2 separate regions of the Homo sapiens genome follow, and region 1 is linked to region 2. A link is a loop called in an ENCODE intact Hi-C map of the cell type or tissue named here. Cell type or tissue: heart left ventricle. All regions are shown on one strand. Links, peaks and the distances in the headings refer to the core of each region. The heading gives the core; the rest is flanking DNA. Region 1 overlaps LATS2 (large tumor suppressor kinase 2). Region 2 overlaps LATS2 (large tumor suppressor kinase 2).

Region 1 (5,324 bases), core at 1-5,000, 57 kb before region 2:
AAAGGGGATAGTTAAAACGCTTACAATCCCCTTCCCATCTAAGCAAGGACTAGGAATTCAAATGTCATCTCTTAGTGTTTGCTATTGCATATGGTTGTGCAATAGATCTATGTAAATTAATTCTTTGAACCGCACCTGACACATAGTAAGGCTGGGTGAATATTAGCTATCCTTTTTTTTTTTTTTAATCCACTTGAAAAAGTCTGTGAAGCAGGGTCGCGGTTTACAGTTATAAAGTTCCTTACGGAAGCTAAACATCCAGATCCCTCTGCCCATCCCCGTTTAGAGGGTACTCTTTTTGGATCAGTTGTTCTTCGTTTATTAAAACTCAAAATGATTATCCTTCGAAATCTGCTCATTGAGTTCTGTGGAGTAAGGGGGAGTGGGTGAGGGAAGGGGCAGCCACTAAGGGCTTTGGCACGGTGTGGGGTGCTGGCCCTGCCTTTCCCACCAGCGGGCACCTTCCCTGGGTTAGAGCAGCTGGTTATATAAACATTCATCACGGGGTGAAGAATAGGGAGGATGTTGTGTGTTCCAAGTACTGCAGGGCCTGGTACCCTTGTCATCTGACCCGGTGCTCACCACTGTCCTAAGCATCCGTCTCTATTACATAGCAGGGAGTGGGGCTGAGGGAGGCGAAGGGACTGGTCCAGGGTCACCCAGCCTTGTGACAAGTGACCTGTGCTGGCTGCTGAGGGCGGTGTTGACTTGGACTGGATTTTCCTTTCTGAATCAAAGAACAGCAGAGTAGGCCGTGAACGAGGCCTGGGGTAGGTAGAATTTACTATTGGAAAATGCCTTTGTGACATCGCGTTCCATGTAACGAGGCCATTTCCATGCTGCAGTTGTAGTTCTGTAGTAATAACTCTTACCCACATGATCATTTGATGTTCATGTGGCCATGGTGCACTCTGAGAAGTTGCCTACATGCTGTTACCAGTCCCCTTCCATGTCAGTATCAATTGCTACAAGAAAGATATTTTAATTTTACTATTTAGGTCAAAATGCTGGTAAGTGGCCACCTTGTAAAAAACAAAGGAAGTAGTTACCTTCAAAGTCTCATAATGTGTGTGTGGAAACTGCAATTGAAACATTTGCAACATGGGACAGTTTTAATGTGACAGGCTTTGTGGTGTCTTTTAGGAAAATTGGGAGGGTTTTATAAGGAAAAGTTCAGAAAGTTTTCTAAAGATATGGAAGGACCACATCTCATGTGAGGGGGGAGAGGTTAGTAAAGCCATGGGGATGAAGGACAAGGAGTGGATTGGTTATTAGGAACAAGCCAGAAATCCAAGATCCCATGTAGAAAATTTAAATACTCCTCAAGCTGTGGGTTTCAAAATAAAATTTTATTATAATGAAGTATTTTAAATGAGCTGTCAGTTGTTAATACTACTGTTCTTGCCCTGAGTTGAATATTTATAGCAATTTACTTTATTGCAGATTACGTATTACAGGAAGCATTTTGGGACAGCCGTAGATGTCATGTGCTCTAACCATGGTTGAACAGTATTTTTGTCATTTCTGAGAGGTGATGCGTTCTTTCTTTTCTTTCCAAGCGGTATATTTCCACGATCACTGTTTATTTCTGAAAAGTAGCATTAACGTTGCGTGAAAATGACAAATGAACATTTCTCTCCCATTTATTTTCTTTTTCAGAGAGTGATAATCTTCAAAATGAAGACTTTGGAAAATTTTAGGTTCTCTATAGGAACTACAAAAATGGAAGGAAAGAACATTTTCAAAAGGAAATTATTTTGAAAGTATGTTTACAACAAACTGATACTATTGACAGTTTTTTTTTTTAAATAATAAAACACTTTAAGAAGATTGTATTTATGGTAAAAGGAAACTGGACTAACAATGAGGCCAAAGACTTTTCCTGCCACGACTTATTCTGGAAATAGCCGGCAGCGACTGCAAGAGATTCGTGAGGGGTTAAAACAGCCATCCAAGTCTTCGGTTCAGGGGCTACCCGCAGGACCAAACAGTGACACTTCCCTGGATGCCAAAGTCCTGGGGAGCAAAGATGCCACCAGGCAGCAGCAGCAGATGAGAGCCACCCCAAAGTTCGGACCTTATCAGAAAGCCTTGAGGGAAATCAGATATTCCTTGTTGCCTTTTGCTAATGAATCGGGCACCTCTGCAGCTGCAGAAGTGAACCGGCAAATGCTGCAGGAACTGGTGAACGCAGGATGCGACCAGGTGGGTACAGACCTCTGCAGGGCCATGTGCAGAGGCAGCTATGGGACAGCTGGGGCAGTCAGAATGGTTTGGCAACTACTTGAAGGCTTTGAATTGGTTACTACTTATACAAGTGTTTCTAGGTTAAAAACCCAAGGCCCTTTTAACACATAATTGAACTCACAATTGAAGGTTCTCTACCTTCTCTCTAAAATGGTCTTTTGAGCTGCTTTTCCTTTTCAGGCAAGTTCCAGAAGTTGCTGAGGTCTCCTGAAATTGTAATGTGTATTTTCTGATCTGTTCTTGTGGAGATGAAAAGGGCTTTCGTGCTTAGCCCCTTTTTTTGGTGTTTATTCGGGTTATTCTGAGCTATCGTGGAAAGAGACTGGCTTCCCTTTTCTTGTTTTGGTTTGTGCATTTTTTTTTTCCTAGAAATGGGAGGGTTGAGCAACATGCATTGGCTATTCTCTGACTCGGTTTTCTCCTATTTAACAATTAGTGTATATGCTGTTACAGGGGGTGTAACTATTAACATGTTCAGGAAATGGGAAAAACTAGAAAGAAAAAGCTTGAGAAATCGTCAAAATTGTGGCAACACAGTCTCACTTTTCAGTTGTTTAGGATTAAAGGATACATTAGTGGAGGTGGCACCAGTTATACATTAATACACAGCTTACAGAGATGAGTGTGGTGGCTCATGCCTGTAATCCCAGCACTTTGGGAGGCCAGTCAAGAAGATCACTTGAGGCCAGGAGTTTGAGACCAGCCTGGACAACATAGCGAGACTCCCCATCTCTACAAAAAATAAAAAGCTGGACGTGGTGGTGTGCACCTTGTAGTCCCAACTACATGGGATGCTGAGGCAGGAGGGATCGCTTGAGCCTAGGAGTTTGTGGCTGCAGTGAGCTATGATAGCCACTGCACTCCAATCCTGGTTAGCTGAGCGAGACCCTATCTCTATTTAAAACACACACACACACACACACACACACACACACACACACACACACACACACCCCTACACCTCATAGCCATACATTTATGATCTCTTAGCAATTCGTATACCTGAATACAATCCAAATTGAGGGACAGGACCATATAAAATGGAACTAGTGTCCAACCAGGTAAAAATGTAATTAGTGAAATGTAACAAGTAAAACATAATTGCATTATGAAATGATTCATGAAAGCCAGTGTTTTATTACAATCTGTCATCTTAAAAATTACAGTTGCATGAAGCGGAAATAAGCTAAGTATTTTTGGTACCTTGGAAAAGTAGTAAGATTTCATGCTCAAAGCACATCAGAATGGCCTGAGCACTTCTGGTTTCTTAGAAATAACCTAATTACATACTCCTGGTGTTGCAGTCATAGGAAAAGGCTAACAGTGTTATTTGTTATTTCCAAAACCACTCTCAATCCTCTTGTAGTTTATTACCATAGACCTTAAATAGAGAATTTACATTTCTCAGAGGAGATGTTTGTGAAATGAATCCTGCTGTTTTATAGAGGGCTTCCTTGATAATTTGGGCCATACTGGGATTAACTTGTATATAGTGAGGATTGTTATGTCGAGCTGCTTTGATAAAGCACAGGGTTGTGAGTAATGTGGTGCAGAGTGTTTCAGCAGTGAAGCTGACAGCAAAGGCACAGACATTCTTATTGTGAAAGCATGAAGTTAAATATGCTGCCAAGCATTATCCCTTGACGTACAGAACCCAGCAGTTTTGAAAGTAGGGAAGGAGCAGTCCTGGGGAAATCTGGAGTAAGATTGCAGAGAAACTTTCAGGCCAACAGCAGAGCTTAAAATCTTCTCCTGTAAATCACTTGCAGACAAAGGAGGCAAACCAAGCCCCTGTGTTCTTTGCGGTTGTGTTTCAGCTGTGAGAAAAAGAAACAAGTCAAGCAAATAATCCCAAATACAGGTGGGATCTTATTAGGGTAAAATCCATTAGTGATAATTATAGTGCAAGAAGTAATAAAGCCAGTGCTGTTTCCAATACAGAAACACAAATACACTAAAAGTAAGGATCATGACACCGATGAAGTTTCCATCAACATTTAATTTATGTTAATTGCTAGCAGAAAGGCCTCCATTTACCATATTTAATGCCCTTGAAATAATTCATTCAGTTTGGTGTGTGGTGTTACTTTATAACTTAAAACAGCTGTGCCTCCACCTTTCCCCTCCAACTCACACTTTTCTTGGCCTAGATAAAAAATGTATTTGCGTTCAGAAAATTCAGGTAGGAAAGTCATTATGTGAACCCAAATAATAAGAGAAAAAGATAACCGTACCTTTAGAGTTGTATGCATCAGTTTGTTAAAAAGATGATTTGAATTCAGTATAATAGAGTTCTTTTTTTTTTTTAGACGGTGTCTTGCTCTGTTGCCCAGGCTGGAGTGTGGTGGCGTCATCTTGGCTCACTGCAACCTGGGCTCCTGGGTTCAAGTGATTCTCCTGCCTCAGCTTCCCATGTAGCTGCGATTACAGGCACGCAACACCACGCCTGGCTAATTTTTGTATTTTTAGCAGAGACGGGGTTTCACTATGTTGGCTAGGCTGGTCTCAAACTCCTGACCTCAAGTGATCTGCCTGCTTCGTTCGGCCTCCCAAGGTGCTGGGATTACAGGCGTGCGTCACCACGTCTGGCCGAGAGTTCTTATTGTTGCAGCTTTACCCCTTTCACTCCTACTGTTTTTTGTTTTTTGGTTTTTTTTTTGAGACGGAGTCTCGCTCTGTGGCCCAGGCTGGAGTGCAGTGGCGCAATCTCGGCTCACTGCAACTTCTGCCTCCCAGGTTCAAGCAATTCTCCTGCCTCAGCCTCCTGAGTAGCTGGGATTACAGGCACCCACCACCACGCCCGGCTAATTTTTTGTATTTTTAGTAGAGACGGGTTTCGTGTTAGCCAGGATGGACTCAATCTCCTGACCTTGTGATCCGCCCTCTTAGGCCTCCCAAAGTGCTGGGATTACAGGCGTGAGTTACCATGCCCAGCCACTCCTACTGTTTTGTCTGTTTAAGAGGGTTTTGCTCTGTTGTACAGTCTGGAGTGTGGTGGTGAGGTCAATGCTCACTGCAGCCTCGACCTTCCAGGCTCAAGCAATCCTCCTACCTCAGCCTCTGAAGTAGCTGGGACT
Region 2 (5,375 bases), core at 85-5,084:
GAGGCCCCTGGGGTGTGATAAAGGATTCATGGCCAGGCGCAGTGGCTCAAGCCTGTAACCCAACACTGTGTGGCCTGGTTTTGTTTTGCTTTGTTTTGTTTTGTGTAATCCCAACTCTTTGGGAGGCTGAGGCCAGAGGATGGAGGCAGGAGTTGGAGACCAGCCTGGGCAACAGAGGGAGACCTCGTCTGTATTTAAAAAAAAAAAAAAAAAAAAAAAAAATCCTAGTAATTAGCAAGAGTTTTCCCTATTTTGTGGAAGACCTTGGATAAAACCTACTTCATGTGGGTGAGAAAAATCTCACCTTTGTAAGTTATATCTCCATTGTTAAAAGGACACACATTTTTGTTTTCTTCTTAAGAGAAGGAACTTCCTTAAATAGCCCCCAGCTGGCCATCCATGTCAGAATTCTTCCAGTTTTGAGGCCTTAGAGCACAGCTCAAAGGGAAGGCCAGGCCCATGTTCCGTGCTGATTTCCCTCTGCACTTGCCTTTGGTGTGTCTCTTCACTGACGTCTTCTGGGCCCAGGGAAAACAAAGCCTTGGTGTGCCTGTGACCTTTGTTCAGTGCCAGGCTGTCAGGGCCTTCACTCTGCCAGGTATCGGGGTGGTCTTCCTGTGGGCAAGGCCCAGCCTTTCCACCCTTCGGCACCCTCTGCTAAGCCGAGCCAAGTGGAGCAGTTGGCCTGAAGAAATGAAAGGAACCTTTGTCCTTCCTTCCGGTGTCTGTTTCAGATGAGATGTACAAAATGGAGGTCAGGATTAAGGTAGCAGCAGATGAAATCAATCTGGATATTTGTAGAGGGGTTTTGTGTGGTTTTTATTATTGTGTATATATTGCTTTGTTTTAATATAGACAAAAAAAACTAGAAAGTCTTTTAATTTGGAAAAGAGGTGAAAGAGAAGTGGAGCAGCTGCTGCACAGTGGATACAGTTCTGCCCTTTCTGTGAGGGAGCAGCGCTTTGGGAACCGTGTGTCGGTAAACTCAGCCCCCCACAATTTGGGCATGATAGGGTTTTGAAAAAGCAAAGCTGGCTATGCAGACGGCTCCCTAGCCTGACAGGAGAGTGACCCCAGTGTGGTCCCCAGGGGGCAGGGACGCACCTCGGGATGTGGACGCAGTCTTCTCTTCTGCCCTTGGCCCTCCCATGTGCCCTTCAGCTTGTCTCCACTCTGCTAACACATTAGGGCAACTGGTCCTGCTGGCAGGGCAGAGGGGAGTCCACTGACCCTGTGCTGGGCAGAATGCAGCACGTCAGGGCCCAGGGTTCAAGACCCTCAGCCCCGAGGGCAGCGCTAGAGTGGGGACCAGCCTGGAAGTGCCAGAACCCACTGATCACACCCACTCTGATGCTGTCTTCCTGTTTTTTCCACTGCAGGAAAGGGGCTCATGCCAACCCCAGTGACGCGGAGGCCCAGCTTCGAAGGAACCGGCGATTCGTTTGCGTCCTACCACCAGCTGAGCGGTACCCCCTACGAGGGCCCAAGCTTCGGCGCTGACGGCCCCACGGCGCTGGAGGAGATGCCGCGGCCGTACGTGGACTACCTTTTCCCCGGAGTCGGCCCCCACGGGCCCGGCCACCAGCACCAGCACCCACCCAAGGGCTACGGTGCCAGCGTAGAGGCAGCAGGGGCACACTTCCCGCTGCAGGGCGCGCACTACGGGCGGCCGCACCTGCTGGTGCCTGGGGAACCCCTGGGCTACGGAGTGCAGCGCAGCCCCTCCTTCCAGAGCAAGACGCCGCCGGAGACCGGGGGTTACGCCAGCCTGCCCACGAAGGGCCAGGGAGGACCGCCAGGCGCCGGCCTCGCTTTCCCACCCCCTGCCGCCGGGCTCTACGTGCCGCACCCACACCACAAGCAGGCCGGTCCCGCGGCCCACCAGCTGCATGTGCTGGGCTCCCGCAGCCAGGTGTTCGCCAGCGACAGCCCCCCGCAGAGCCTGCTCACTCCCTCGCGGAACAGCCTCAACGTGGACCTGTATGAATTGGGCAGCACCTCCGTCCAGCAGTGGCCGGCTGCCACCCTGGCCCGCCGGGACTCCCTGCAGAAGCCGGGCCTGGAGGCGCCGCCGCGCGCGCACGTGGCCTTCCGGCCTGACTGCCCAGTGCCCAGCAGGACCAACTCCTTCAACAGCCACCAGCCGCGGCCCGGTCCGCCTGGCAAGGCCGAGCCCTCCCTGCCCGCCCCCAACACCGTGACGGCTGTCACGGCCGCGCACATCTTGCACCCGGTGAAGAGCGTGCGTGTGCTGAGGCCGGAGCCGCAGACGGCTGTGGGGCCCTCGCACCCCGCCTGGGTGCCCGCGCCTGCCCCGGCCCCCGCCCCCGCCCCCGCCCCGGCTGCGGAGGGCTTGGACGCCAAGGAGGAGCATGCCCTGGCGCTGGGCGGCGCAGGCGCCTTCCCGCTGGACGTGGAGTACGGAGGCCCAGACCGGAGGTGCCCGCCTCCGCCCTACCCGAAGCACCTGCTGCTGCGCAGCAAGTCGGAGCAGTACGACCTGGACAGCCTGTGCGCAGGCATGGAGCAGAGCCTCCGTGCGGGCCCCAACGAGCCCGAGGGCGGCGACAAGAGCCGCAAAAGCGCCAAGGGGGACAAAGGCGGAAAGGATAAAAAGCAGATTCAGACCTCTCCCGTTCCCGTCCGCAAAAACAGCAGAGACGAAGAGAAGAGAGAGTCACGCATCAAGAGCTACTCGCCATACGCCTTTAAGTTCTTCATGGAGCAGCACGTGGAGAATGTCATCAAAACCTACCAGCAGAAGGTTAACCGGAGGCTGCAGCTGGAGCAAGAAATGGCCAAAGTAATTTCACACTTCATTTTTACTATTTGTTCCCGGCTCATCCCTCTACTGGCAATAGGAAGCACGCACAATCCCTTTTCTGTTTCGACTGTATACCCCTTATCATCAAAACGGCTAATGGGCGACAGTCTGGTTCTGGGGCCAACAACTTGGAGAAGTTGCAAATGGTGTGACCTCCCTTTCGCCTTTCCCCTTGACTCTTCTGAAGAATCAGAGATAGCTGTGCATAATGTAGCCAGCGTAATGTAGGTAATCTACAATTTACATTGTAGGTAAATTAGCAAATTAAGTTTTAGGGTATGTCCTCGCTTAACAAAATTCATCATGGATTAATAATAGAACATTTGAATGAGTAGAAACAAAGTTTAAGGTTTTGTAAATTGAGATTGTGGGATTTTGGAAGAAAAATGTATCTAGTAGTGATTCCATTTATTCTTTTAAGTGTTTAGTTAGTAACTAATGATTTAAATATACCTTAGTTGACACTGAAGTGCTGAAGAAGGTAATTATTGATGAAACTATTTAAATTAAAATGTAACAGATTTAAATCACACAAAGCCAATAATTCCAAAGCCTGAAAACCAGATTTGTGTTCTTTTCAGTGTCCCGTATTCACTGATTTTTTTACAGATATACTTTTCATTTGTGTTTTTTTTATTTTTATTTTTTATTTTTTAATTTATTTTTAGACGGAGTCTTGCTCTGTCACCCAGGCTGGAGCGCAATGGCGCGATCTTGGCTCGCTGCAACCTCTGCCTCCTGGGTTCAAGCGATTCTCCTGCCTCAGCTTCCCGAGTAGTTGGGGTTACAGGTGCCTACCACCACGCCTGGCCATTTTTTTGTGTTTTTAGTAGAGACGGGGGTTTCGCCATGTTGGTCAGACTGGTCTCGAACTCTTGACCTCAGGTGATCTGCCCACCTCGGCCTCCCCAAGTGCTGGAATTACACGTGTGAGCCACCACACCCAGCCGTTTATTTTTTATTTATACATAGTATTTGTAGATTTGTGGGGAACATGTGATATTTTGTTACATGCATAGGATATGTAATGATCAAGTCAAGGTATTTAGAGTATCCATTGCCTGGTGTATTTATCATTTCTGTGTTGGAAGCATTTCAAGACCTCTCTTCTAGCTATTTTGAAATATTGAATACATTTTTACTAACCATAGTCATACTAGTTAGAGTTTGTTCCTTCTATCCAGCTGTATGTTTGCACCAATTAACTTCTCATCTCCCCTCAACACACACACACCCTTTCCCACCTCTGGTAACTATCATTCTACTCTCTACCTCTATGAGATCAATTATTTTAGCTCCCACATATCAGTAACAGTGTGTGGTGTTCTAACCGAACTTCTGTTCCTGGCTTATTTCACTTAACATAATGACCTCCAGTTCCATTCATGTTGCTCCAAATGACAGGATTTCATTCTTTTTTATGGCTGAATAGTATCCCATGGTGTACACAGACCACATTTTCTTTATCTGTTCATCAGTTGATGGACACTTCAGTTGATTCCATGTTTTTACTGTTGTGAATAGTGCTGCAATAAACATGGGGTGCAGGTATCCCTTTGATATACTGATTTCCTTTCCTTTAGATAAATACCCAATAATGGGTTTGGTAGATTGTATGGTAGTTCTATTTTTAGTTTCTTTTTTTTCCTTTTTGATAATAGTCGTTCTAACTGGGGAGAGATTATATCTCATTGTGGTTTTCATTTGCATTTCCCTGATGGTTAATGAGCATCTTTCCATGCACCTCTTAGCCATTTGTGTATCTTCTTTTGACAAGTGTCTATTCAGGTCATTAGCTCACTTTTTTTTCTTTTTGAGACAGAGTTTCGCTCTTGTTGCCCAGGCTGGAGTGCAATGGCACGATCTCAGCTCACCACAACCTCCGCCTCCCGGGTTCAAGTGATTCTCCTGCCTCAGCCTACCGAGCAGCTGGGATTACAGGCATGCACCACCACGCCCAGCTAGTTTTATGTTTTTGTAGAGACAGGGTTTCACCATGTTGTTCAGGCTGGTCTCAAACTTCCGACCTCAGATGATCCACCTGTCTCAGCCTCCCAGGGTGCTGGGATTACAGGTGTGAGCCACCGCGCCTGGCCTTATTTTATTTATTTATTTTTTAATTAAGACGGAGTCTTGCTCTATTGCCCAGGCTGGAGTGCAGTGGTGAAATCTCGGCTCACTGCAACCTCTGCCTTCTGGATTCAAGCTATTCTCCTGCCTCAGCCTCCTGAGAGCTGGGACTACAGGTGTGCGACACCATGCTCAGCTAATTTTTGTATGTTTAGTAGAGACGGGGTTTCACCATGTTAGTCAGGCTGGTCTCAAACTCCTGACCTCAAGTAATCCGCCTGCCTCAGCCTCCCAAAGTGCTGGGATTACAGGCGTGAGCCACCATATCTGGCCTTTTGGCTTACTTTTTAATGGGATTATTTGATATTTTTTTTGCTGTTGAGTTGAGTTCCTTGTATATTCTGAATAATAGTCTTTTGTCAGATGAATAGTTTGTGAATATTTTCTCCTGTTCAACACAGGTATCCTCTTTACTCTGTTG

The links. Peaks named below come from ENCODE experiments on the same cell type or tissue, not always from the same donor. Only the 100,000 strongest peaks of a DNase experiment are listed, where the experiment ranks them.
Region 1: it touches region 2 in a loop (2.3-fold over the local background); 11 of 110 quality-filtered maps call a loop at or near these places.

What each region holds. Positions count from the first base shown.
Region 1 is chr13:21,042,566-21,047,889 of GRCh38, reverse strand. It overlaps LATS2 (large tumor suppressor kinase 2), which reads left to right. Exons shown (of 8, transcript NM_014572.3): 2 at 1,660-2,205. The coding sequence starts at 1,864. Among named protein-coding and RNA genes, the nearest start is that of LATS2, 16 kb to the left of the region's middle. In heart left ventricle, for the core only: no CTCF peak of the experiment used is centred there; no DNase peak of the experiment used is centred there; H3K4me3 peaks cover 2,335 bases; H3K27ac peaks cover 2,669 bases.
Region 2 is chr13:20,985,309-20,990,683 of GRCh38, reverse strand. LATS2 (large tumor suppressor kinase 2) reads left to right here. Exons shown (of 8, transcript NM_014572.3): 4 at 1,380-2,803. Among named protein-coding and RNA genes, the nearest start is that of LINC00367, 39 kb to the right of the region's middle. In heart left ventricle, for the core only: no CTCF peak of the experiment used is centred there; DNase peaks (open chromatin) are centred at 1,986 and 2,431.